Linked DNA regions of Homo sapiens: regions 2 and 3 are each linked to region 1. The links are chromatin contacts, found by Hi-C or POLR2A ChIA-PET in ENCODE. All regions are on one chromosome and are shown on one strand. The core of a region is the stretch at or near the end of the contact, and the rest is flanking DNA. Distances in the headings are between cores, read along the strand shown. Region 1 overlaps LRRC3C (leucine rich repeat containing 3C). Region 2 has its middle 16 kb from the start of GRB7. Region 3 holds the start of PGAP3 (post-GPI attachment to proteins phospholipase 3).

Region 1 (3,499 bases), core at 693-3,192:
GAAAACCCAAATAATGATTCTTACCCTAGGTTGCCATTAGAATCACCTGAGGAGCTTTTGAAAATTCCCATCACCTGGCCAGGCACGGTGGCTCACTCCTGTGATCCCAGCACTTTGGGAGGCTGAGGCAAGTGGATCACCTGAGGTCAAGAGTTCGAGACTGGCCTGGCCAACATGGAGAAAACCCGTCTCTACTAAAAATACAAAAATTAGCTGGGCATAGTGGCGTGTGCCTGTAATCCCAGCTTCTTGGGAGGCTGAGGCAGGAGAATCTCTTGAACCCAGGAGGCAGAGGCTACTGTGAGCCGAGATGGTGCCACTGCACTCCAGCCTGGGCGACAGAGTGAGACTCTGTCTCAACAAGAAAAAAAAATCTCCATTACCAGACACATGCCACATGGGTGTACCCAGGCATCAGCAGTTTTCAAAACTGCCTATATACCAGTGTGCAGCCAAGTTGAGAAGCACTGAAGTTAGGGGGTTTTCTTTCTCACGTATTGAGTCTAGAGGTGGCAGTTGCTGGTGTTGGTTGAGTAGCTCAGCGATTTCCAGGCCAACATCTCAGTAATACTCAACCCTCCCTTTATGCTTTGTTGTCTCATGGCCACGAGATGGCCTGAGTTGACCCTTTCATGTTCAAAGTAGGGGCCAGGCACGGTGGCTCACGCATGTAATCCCCAGCACTTTTTGCAGGGGGCCAAGGCAGGAGCCTTAGGAGTTTGAGACCAGCCTAGGCAACAAAGTGAGACCCTCATCTCTACAAAAAAAAAAAAAAAAATTGGCTGGTTGTGGTGGCACATGTCTGTGGTCCCAGCTACATAGAAGGCTGAGGCAGGAAGATTGCTTGAGTTTGGTAGGGGGTCAAGGCTGCAGTGAGCTGTGTTTGCATTCCAGCCCGGGCAACACAGTGAGACCCTCTCTCAAAAAAAAAGGCTGGTGCACTGGCTCACACCTGTAATCCCAGCACTTTCAGAGGCCAAGGAAGGTGGATCACCTGAGGTCAGGCGTTCAAGACCAGCCTGGCCAACATGGCGAAACCTCATCTCTGCTAAAAATACAAAAATTACCTGGGTGTGGTGATGCAGGCCTGTAATCCCAGCTACTCAGGAGGCTGAGGCAGGAGAATCACTTGAATCTGGGAAGTGAAGGTTGTAGTGAAGCGAGATCATGCAATTGCACTCCAGCCTGGGTGCACTCAGAGAGAGACTCCAGACTCTGCACTCCAGAGAGAGACTCCATCTCAAAGAAAAAAAAAAAAAAAAAGGTAGGGAGAGGAGCAGAGCCCAGCCCTATCCTCTCTTACCAGCAAATCAAAGACTGTCCCACAAACCTATTCTGCGGACTTCTGCTTAGATGTCATTGACCAGAATTGGGCCACCCTCAGCTGCAAAGGAGATTGAAGAAGTAGGCAACAGGATTTCTGATGGGCTGAGATCAATCAGGTTGAATCATCAAGGACTGAGTGCATTGCCACTCCCAAAGCCATGTGTGTTAATCTGGTAGTAGGAGGGAAGGGATGATTCTGCCATGTTATTAATACTTATTCTCTCTCTGTGCTTCACAGCTCCCTGTACAAACATCAATTAATGCAGGCAGCACATCAAAGCATTGTGGAGACATGTCTGTGCCTCCCTCCAGACCATCAATTCTCAACTCAGGCTGCTCGTTAGACATACCTGAGGAGCTTTCGAAAGAAACCAGTGCCTAGACCCCATGCACAGAGATTTTAATGTAATTGGTCCAGATGAAGCCCCAGCATAACTAATCTGTAAAAGCTCCCCAAGTGATTTGAATGTGCAGGGTGTTTTGAGAACCCTGCCATAGACCCAGCACCTTAAGAACCCTGTCTATGTCCCCTTCAACTAGCACATAAGGCTCACAGGAAATCCTCACTGAATGAATAAACAAATAAATGGATGGCAGAGAATTTCTGCTCCAATTCTGCAGCCCCTAGTGGGCAGTGTGCACTGTCCTAAGTGTGGTTCCTCCTTCCCCCCAGATCTCCCTCCTTCACCGAGTTTGCACTCAGACTCCCTTAATTAACCACATCTGCAGCTCCAGCTGGGCTCCTGCTTCTCCCACAGCTGCTGTGCTGGACACCCTAGTTCCACTCTTTTCCTGGAAGCTGCCCTAGTCTTAGAAGGAAATAACCCTCCATCAACAGCCAGGCTCAATTCTTGTGCCTCAGTTAAAGCCCCTGCCCAGTGTGAGAGAGGAACAGGGGGAAAGGGAGGATTGCTCAGCTTTCTGTCCCACATTCAGCTACAGTCCCGAAATGGACACCAAGTAGCCAGCAGCAGAGTGTCCGGCCCTCAGAGAAAAGGTTTGCTTGTTGCTTCTCCTGCCTAAGTGTAGAAAGTTATCTGATTCCTTAGACAAATGTGAGTCTGCAAAATTCCCCTGTTGACATCACAGGAATAAGTCTGTGGTGAGTACATCCTCAGAGATGATATCATCTGGCATCCTACCATCTGGTCTGGTCCCCATCATGCTTCTGAAACTGCTTGTTCAAAGGTAACCTACAGGGCCAGCCTCACAGGCATGCGGCTGACGAGGTCCCACAAGACCTCATGCCCTGTGCTCACAAGAGCTCTGCACTTGGTTTTACACTCTGCTGCTGTCGTCATCTTAAAATTCTTTTTTATTTTTATTTTTTAGAGACAGAGTCGCACTCTGTCACCCAGGCTAGAGTGCAGTGGTGCAATCACAGCTCACTGCAGCCTCCACTTCCCAGGCTCAAGCCATCCTCCTACCTCAGCCTCCCGAGTAGCTAGGACTAAAGTATGCACCACCATGGTCTGCTAATTTATTTTTCTTTTTGTAGAAAGTGCATTTGGACAATTTTTTTTTTTTTTCTGGAGAGACGAGGTTTCACTATGTTGCACAGGCCAGTCTCAAACTCATGAGGCTCCTTGGTCCTTGGCCTCCGAAAGTGCTGAGATTATAGGCATGAGCCACTGCACCCAGCCTTGAAATTCTTTTTTTTGAGACAGGGTCTTAATGCGTCACCTAGGCTGGAGTCAAGTGGCACGACCCAGGCTCGGTGAAACCTCTGCTTCCTGGGTTCAAGTGATTCTCGTGCCTCAGCCTCCCAAATAGCTGGGATTACAGGTGTGTGCCACCTCAGCCCAGTTAATTTTTTGTATTTTTAGTAGAGATGGTGTTTCGCCACATTGGCCAGGCTGGTCTCAAATTCCTGGCCTCAAGTGATCCACCCACCTCGGCCTCCCGAAGAGCTAGGATTACAGGCGTGAGCCACCATACCTGGCAAGGCCTTGAAATTCTTAAGTTTTCACCTGGGTGTGGTGGCTCACATCTGTAATCCCAGCACTTTGGGAGGCCGAAGTGGGTGGATCACTAGAGGTCGGGAGTTCAAGACCAGCCTGGCCAATATGGTGAAACCCTGTCTCTACTAAAAATACAAAAATTAGCCGGGTTTGGTCGGCAGGCACCTGTAGTCTCAGCTACTCGGGAGACTAAGGCAGGAGAGTCGTTTTAA
Region 2 (3,433 bases), core at 913-3,412, 190 kb before region 1:
ATAAGCAGTTTTCTAACTCCTTCCCAGAGCCCAAGGGTTCTGGCAGGGGCTTGAGGGGCAGGTTGGGGTGGTGATGGGGGATGCATTGCCTTTCTATCTGGAACTTGAGCCTTATGGTATATTCAGGAAAAAGGCTTGAACCAGTGAAGTACTGATCTGGTCCAACAGATAGAAAGAGGGCCCAGAGAGGTCAGGGCTTGGTCCAACTCGCACAGTGGTGGGGCGTCTGCAGACTGCTTTCCTGTCCTGTGCTGTTGGCAGAACCTCAGCTTTGGGACTTGAGGGGGAGTATGCAGTGGCAATTAGGACAAACGACTCTGAGCTCTCAGTTGAGTTGGGGGAGGAGAGAAAAGAAGGAGTTAGATCCTGGGGGAGTTGGATGTTGCAGACTGGACTCCAGAGCCTGGGGGTGTGGGCGATCCTGGGGTGTGGGGAGGGCGGGCTGAGGCTGCTCCACAAGCGTTCTCGAAGTTCACCATACAAGAAGGGGCGGTGTGGGGAAATGGGGATGAGGCCTGAAATTCAATCCCATGTGGGTTGAGTTATGATGTCATCTGACACCCTCTCACACGGCTGCATCTACCCCAAGGAAGGGGCAAGTTTTTCTTTGATGGGCACCTGGGGGGGCTGTTTAGCTGGAGTTTTTTTTGTTTCGCTTTTTTTGTTTTTGTGTTTTTTTTGAGACAAGTTTCGCTCTGTGGCCCAGGCTGGAGTGCAATGGTGTGATCTCGGTTTACCGCAACCTCCACCTCCTGGGTTCAAGCAATTCTCCTGCCTCAGCCTCCCAAGTAGCTGGGATTACAGACATGCACCACCACGCCCAGCAATTTTGTATTTTTAGTAGAGATGGGGTTTATCCACGTTGGTGAAGCTCGTCTCGAACTCCCGACTTCATGTGATCCGCCCGCCTCAGCCTCCCAAAGTGCTGGGATTACAGGTGTGAGCCACCGCGCCGGGCCTGGAGCTGCATTTTTGTTGTAAGCACTTTGTTCTTACTTGGATTAGGTTTATTTTAGGGTGGTTTGGGGCAGACTGAGGGAGATTGGAAGGCAGAAACCACCCCCTCAGGACAACCACGTGGATCTCCTTAGGGTCTGGGTAGTGGAACTGGGCCCTGTGACCTTGGAGTTGGAGGGGAAGCTGTAAGCAGGGATGGAACGGGCCACCCGCACCCTCACACAGCTGTGACCAACAGGCACGGTCATCCGCATTCACCTGCCCAACTCCCATGCCCTGAGTCCTGTCCTCCAGGGCATTCCTACTGGCACTACCCCAATTTCCCAAAAGATTCCAGGGATCTCTCTCTCGCTCTCTCTTTTTTTTTTTTTACAGTCTCACTCTGTTGCCCAGGCTGGAGTGCAGTGGCTGATCTCAGCTCACTGCAACCTCCACCCCCTGGGTTCAAGCGATTTTCCTGCCTCAGCCTCTTGAGTAGTTTGGGATTACAGGCGTGCGCCACCACGCCCAGCTAATTTTTGTATTTTTAGTAGACGGGGTTTTGCCATGTTGGCCAGACTGATCTCAAACTCCTGACCTCAAGTGATCCTCCCGCTTTGGCCTCCCAAGGGAGGGTTCCTTCCTCCCAGGCTGAGGCACCCTGCCCCACACATCTACTGGAGGAACTTAGTGTTGGGGCCAGGGGGTGGCTGGGTAAGGCTGGATCCCACACTTGTCAGGCCAGGTTGGGGTAGGGGAGGATACACGGGGGACCCGTCTCTCAGCCGTTCTGGGCCGGTGCCTGAGGCGATCTGCCCCGCCGCCCGCCCTTCCGCCACCACCCAAGTCGCATGCGCGCGCCGGGGCCGACGGGCGCCAGGCTCCACCGAGCCACCCTCCGTCGTGGCGGCCCCTCGTGCCTCTGCGGAGGGAAGGCCGCCGGCTTCGCCAGGGGGCGCGCGTCGGGGTCGCGGCTCTTTGAACTCGGCCCCACGAGGGGACGCGCCATCGGTTTCGTGGCTTGCGTGGCGCCGCAGCAACGAGCCGGTCGCCCCGGGGCGTTGCTTAGTCCGGGCCTCGCTGCGAGTCTGTGGGCGAGGCGGGAGGTGCTTCCTTGGCCAGGCGGGTGGAGGAAGGTGTGGGCGCCGCATCCCAGCGTCGCGGAGCCTCCAGGCGCGGGCAGGCGAGACTGGCGTGCAGCGCGACGGCCTAGTCCCGGCGTCCCACCGTCCCCCACTCCCGCAGGCGCCGAGCCGATTCAGCCGCGCGGCTGCAGTGACACCCAGCGGCCGTCGCGGGAAGTGCGGTCGCCGCGGCCAGGCCTCCGGGGCTCCTGTCTCTCGAGGTTCCCACCCCGGTTACGCGCGGGCACCCCGGAGGAGAGCGGCCGCGCGCTGCAGATGCCCGCGGGGGCACTTCCCCTGCCCCTCCCCCGTTTCCTCCCCGCAGGCGCCCGAGCGCCGGGAGATCCTGCGCAGCGGCAGTGCCCGGAAGGGCGGGGCGGGGTGCAGCAGCGGCGCTGGGCTGTGACCCGGGCAGTTTCACTTCTGGATCCTGCTCGGGCTGTGATAGGACAGCGCGGGGGCAGCGGGGGAACACGCGGGCACGCCGAGATCCGGCGCTCGGGACCCCGATGAGGGGAGGCCTTTCACTCCTGGGGTGTCACGCGACCCACGCTTTCCTCCATGTCCACTCCCACCCCCCATGGGTTCCACTTTGCTGTCCCCCGAGCTGCCGCTCCTCCCCAGCAGACACCGTCTCCGCCGGGGCTGCCGACCCCCGGAGAGGCCCCGAGCGGCGTGGGCGGCGGGAGGAGGGAGCTGTGAAGCCGCAGGCAGGGGGTTAGGCTGCGGGCTGCTGAGACGCCGAGCTGTTTCTCAGAAGTGCAGCTGCCCCTCCCCTCACACCCCCCTCACTCCCACCGCGCGCCGCACCCCTGCCCCCTCTCCGCCGGCCTCCCTTTCCTCTCCCAGGCACCCTAGCCGGGAATCTGGGGTCTGGGTCCACGCAGAATTAAGAGGAGAACCTGAGAAAGGGCGGGGGCCGGGGGTTCAGACCCAGCCTCAGCGCGCGTTATTCCGAGCCTCCTATAATTCCACAGGTGAGGGGATCCTGTCCCCTACCCCTGGGGTCCAGGATTGGAATTTGATAGAACAGTTAGGAAAATGACATCTTGAGAGAGTCAGGGCCCGGCCACTATTACTCTAGCTCCAGCGTCCAGTGAGGAGAGGAGAGAGAGGGAAGACCTGGAGCCCGGCTGGTGCAGTGAGGTTGAGGCCTGTCTTAGGAGTACCAGCTGGAAGGCCCTTCAGAGATCCCTGACTCTGGGGAAAATCAACGCCCAGAAGGGGAAGTCAAGTGTCTGGGCTCATCCCGAGAGGGAGAGGGCTGGGATTGGAACCAGGACTCCAAATAGTTGCGGGAGTCTGCGACTGTCTTTTGCTTGGGACTTCAGAGCTTTGCTGGATTCACTGACTCAGCCTGCTTTCCCTCAACA
Region 3 (3,366 bases), core at 322-2,821, 250 kb before region 1:
CCTCAGGTTATCTGCCTGCCTCTGCCACCTAAAGTGCGGGGATTGCAGGCACGAGCCACCGCACCCGGCATTTTTTTTTTTTTTTTTTTTTTGAGACAGGGTCTCGCTCTTTCATCCAGGCTGGAGTGCAGTGGGGAGAGCATGGCTCACCACAGCCTTGACCTCCTGGGCTCAAACGATCCTCCCACCTCAGCCTCCCAAGTAGCGAGACCACAATGTCTGGCTAATTCTTTTATTTTTTGTAGAGAAGGCATCTTGTCATGTTGCCTAGGCTAGTCTTGAACTCCAGGGCTCAGATGATCTTTCTACCTTGGCAGACATTTCCTCTCCTTTTGCTCAAGTCCATCAAGATGTTGGCATCTGATGAACTCATCTATGGAAACCTGGGTTTATATTTGTCCTTCCTGAATATAGGATTTGCTCTTACTCTCCTGGAAGGAGTTCTTGCTATCTTACTCCCTTCCTATGAAAATGAAGCCCAAATTCTTCAACCTGACTTTTGAGGCTCCAAATTGCCTTTCCAACCGTATTGGTCACTACTCCTGTTCATGTACCCTGCTCCCTGAGTAAATAAAGCTCCTGGATGTGCCCACATCTGCCCAGGGCATCCATTCTCTCTGTTCCCTCTGTCTGGAATGCAAAGTGGTATAATAGTAAAGAGGACAAGCTTGTGGTCAAACAGGCCAGAACTGGAAACTCCACTTTACTACATACTGGCTGTGTGACCTTGGGCAGGGCATTTAATCTCTCTAATCCCCATCTGTAAAACTGGGATTAGAGAAACTATCTCAAAGGGTGTGATAAAAATTACTTGACATATTGTGACACCTGTCACACAGTGAGTGCTCAATACGTTGGTTCTTTGCCCACTATGGTCCAAATCGAATGTACCAGTCCAAAGTCCCTCCTTCAAACAAAACGTTCCAAGATGATCCCTGCCCCCACGTCTTCAAAGCCGGAACTGACACCTTCCTATCCCAAATGCTTCCTAATCAAAGAGTCTTTCAGGGGCTCAAATCATTCTCTGCCTTGCACTTGAAAAGGCTCATGTCCCCGTGGGGACTGTGAGTCCCAATGGGCGGGACCCTGGTCTGATTTCTGTGCCATTCCTAGACATTGTGGCCCGAATGTATTTAATAAATACCCTTTTGACTGAACAAATAAGTAAATGAAAGCTTCTGGGAAAGTAAGAGAGGCTGGTAAGGCTCTCATCACCTTAGGGGCTTCACTCACATTCATAAGAGACCTCGTGGGGAAACTAAGGTTCAGGGATTGCAGAGGCGTATTGGGGGCGCAGGGGGCGGGAGCAAGACAAATGGGCGGGGCTTACCGTGGGGGTGGGGCTTACCTGCTAGACTCATGTAGATTGGCTGGCGGGAGCGGAAGTGATTCAGAGCGCCCCCAGAGCAGTTCTGCTCTTCGCACTGCAGTACGCAGTCGCGGTACACCGGCTCACGGTCGCCCTGGGAGCCGCTCGCCAGCGCCGCTGCCCCAGCTAGCAGGACCAACCGCGCCGCCAGGCCGGCCATCCTTTCTCCCTGGCTCGCCGCCGGGGGAGGAGCTTAGGAGTATGAAGCTTCCACTTCCGGAGTAACCGGAAGTTCCTGTGTTCTTTATTCTACTCTCCGCTGAAGTCCACACAGTTTAAATTAAAGTTCCCGGATTTTTGTGGGCGCCTGCCCCGCCCCTCGTCCCCCTGCTGTGTCCATATATCGAGGCGATAGGGTTAAGGGAAGGCGGACGCCTGATGGGTTAATGAGCAAACTGAAGTGTTTTCCATGATCTTTTTTGAGGTAGGGCTGTTTACTGTCACCACCCCTGTCGGATTTTACTTCCTAAACGTACCTGTAACTATCCACTTCTCTCCATCTCTTCTGGCACCACCCTGGTTAAAGACACCATCATGTGTCGCCAAGACAGCCGCAGTAGCTTCTTAATGGCTCTCCCTGCCTCTACTTTTGCCTCTTCCAACCTGCGCTCCATTTTGAAAAATTAAAATTTGCCCATATCACTTTTTTTTTCTTAAAATTATTTACTGGCTCCCAATTACCTTGGGTAAAATACAGTCTCCACAAACCCTGCCTGATTTGGCCCCTGTCCACTGGTCTCCCTCACTCCCTTGCTCCAGACCCGCTTCAGAGGGCTATGTCCCTCAAGCTTCCTGACTGCCTGGCCTGGTCTGAATCACTCACTCTTCTTTTTTCTTCTAGTCGCAATTGAAGTACCACCTCCCGAGGGTGATTGCTTCCCCATGCGGGGTAGAACCTTTGCTGTCCTGTTCACCACTCTACCTCCAGCACAGAATTTGGCTTATGGTAGGCGCTAACTGCGTTTGTTTGTTCTTCTGTTTAATGAATGAACAGCATACATCAACATAAGAACTTGACAAATCCAGGGCTGTAAAATCATCAGTATGGTTCTGCACTGAGATCGGAGAGAAGTAATATTTCTAGGAAAATTAGGAACCCTGGGAACAGGACGCTTGCTTTAGTATCCTCTCCCTGCTCACCTCCCCTGCACTCCCATCAGCACCGACCCACACCCAATCTCATAGAAGCCTTGTAGCTAAGGATCACCCTTTCTCCTCCCCCACTCTCCTCACCCCTTGTCAACTTTTCTTTTTCGTCCTGGGGGTTGGAATGAGTAAGAAGTAGCCTGGGATTCCATTCACTCACTTAACAAACATTTCTGAGTCCTTAGCTCTAGCACCTTGCTAAGCAAGGCAAAATCTCCAGGAGGCACCATTCACATTGCATTTTCTGTGAATGGTGCTCTGGGGAGCAGCATTCACATTGCCTTTTCTGTGAATGGCAAATTCTTCCAGTTAAATATAACATGAATAGTGTCCCCTGGAGTTGACCACCCAACTGATACTGACTGAGAAGCTGAAATGAACAAAACAACCCCTTAGCCCTCCAGGAGCTGACCGGAAATCCAGTGCTAATACTACTTTGCATCTTACAGATTAGTTCTTTTACAATACTGTTTTTTTTTCTTTTTTCATTTCATTTTGTCCTTTCTGTGACTCTGGGATGAGTCTTTTTATGAGGATCCTCATATAAAGATGGACATTTAGGATTAAAGAGGATGAAATCCTGACAAAATAGGGAGTCTCCCCTTTAGAAAATTCCTAAGTAAGGCTGGGGGTGGTGGCTCACGCCTGTAATCCCAGCACTTTGGGAGGCCGAGGCGGACGGATCACCTGAGGTTAGGAGTTTGAGACCAGCCTGACCAACATGGAGAAACCCCATCTCTACTAAAAATACAAAATTAGTTGGGTGTGGTGGTGCATGCCTGTAATCCCAGCTACTCAGGAGGCTGAGGCAGGAGAATCGCTTGAACCCAGGGAGGCAGAGGTTGTGGTGA

Evidence for each region. A loop is a pair of places that touch in the nucleus more often than their neighbours do. ChIA-PET counts read pairs that join two places held with the same protein, here RNA polymerase II (POLR2A). Pooled maps may share reads with other maps.
Region 2: a loop to region 1 is called in a pooled map, with 4 times the contacts of the local background. The contact joins two enhancer-like sites. A Hi-C loop is called at or near these places in 12 of 168 maps with a recorded cell type or tissue (B cell, CD4-positive, alpha-beta memory T cell, CD8-positive, alpha-beta T cell and 9 more), 30 of 37 single-sample maps with no recorded cell type and 16 of 50 pooled maps. POLR2A ChIA-PET finds 5 or more read pairs at or near these places in 8 of 52 experiments (Caco-2, GM12878, OCI-LY7 and 4 more).
Region 3: a pooled map shows a loop between it and region 1 (2.7-fold over the local background). The contact joins the promoter of PGAP3 here to the enhancer-like site in region 1. A Hi-C loop is called at or near these places in 3 of 168 maps with a recorded cell type or tissue (B cell, CD8-positive, alpha-beta T cell and Calu3), 1 of 37 single-sample maps with no recorded cell type and 10 of 50 pooled maps. POLR2A ChIA-PET finds 5 or more read pairs at or near these places in 7 of 52 experiments (AG04450, GM12878, HepG2 and 4 more).

The regions. Positions count from the first base shown.
Region 1 is chr17:39,937,774-39,941,272 of GRCh38, forward strand. All of the region lies in intron 2 of LRRC3C (leucine rich repeat containing 3C), which reads left to right. Among named protein-coding and RNA genes, the nearest start is that of LRRC3C, 12 kb to the left of the region's middle. RefSeq lists enhancers at 554-673, 684-733. Within about 2 kb of position 1,943, at least 9 of the 41 ENCODE cell types and tissues checked have a DNase peak (open chromatin) inside an H3K27ac peak, as active enhancers do; they include B cell, GM12878, OCI-LY7 and 1 more, where a contact is called at or near this core.
Region 2 is chr17:39,752,134-39,755,566 of GRCh38, forward strand. No RefSeq gene overlaps it. Among named protein-coding and RNA genes, the nearest start is that of GRB7, 16 kb to the left of the region's middle. RefSeq lists silencers at 1,788-1,927, 1,968-2,017, 2,158-2,887 and an enhancer at 3,378-3,427. Within about 2 kb of position 2,163, at least 35 of the 41 ENCODE cell types and tissues checked have a DNase peak (open chromatin) inside an H3K27ac peak, as active enhancers do; they include B cell, GM12878, OCI-LY7 and 1 more, where a contact is called at or near this core.
Region 3 is chr17:39,686,486-39,689,851 of GRCh38, forward strand. It overlaps PGAP3 (post-GPI attachment to proteins phospholipase 3), which reads right to left and starts at 1,572. Exons shown (of 8, transcript NM_033419.5): 1 at 1,349-1,572. The coding sequence starts at 1,529. It also overlaps a transcript of ERBB2 not described here. RefSeq lists enhancers at 1,591-1,700, 2,411-3,366 and a silencer at 2,651-2,945.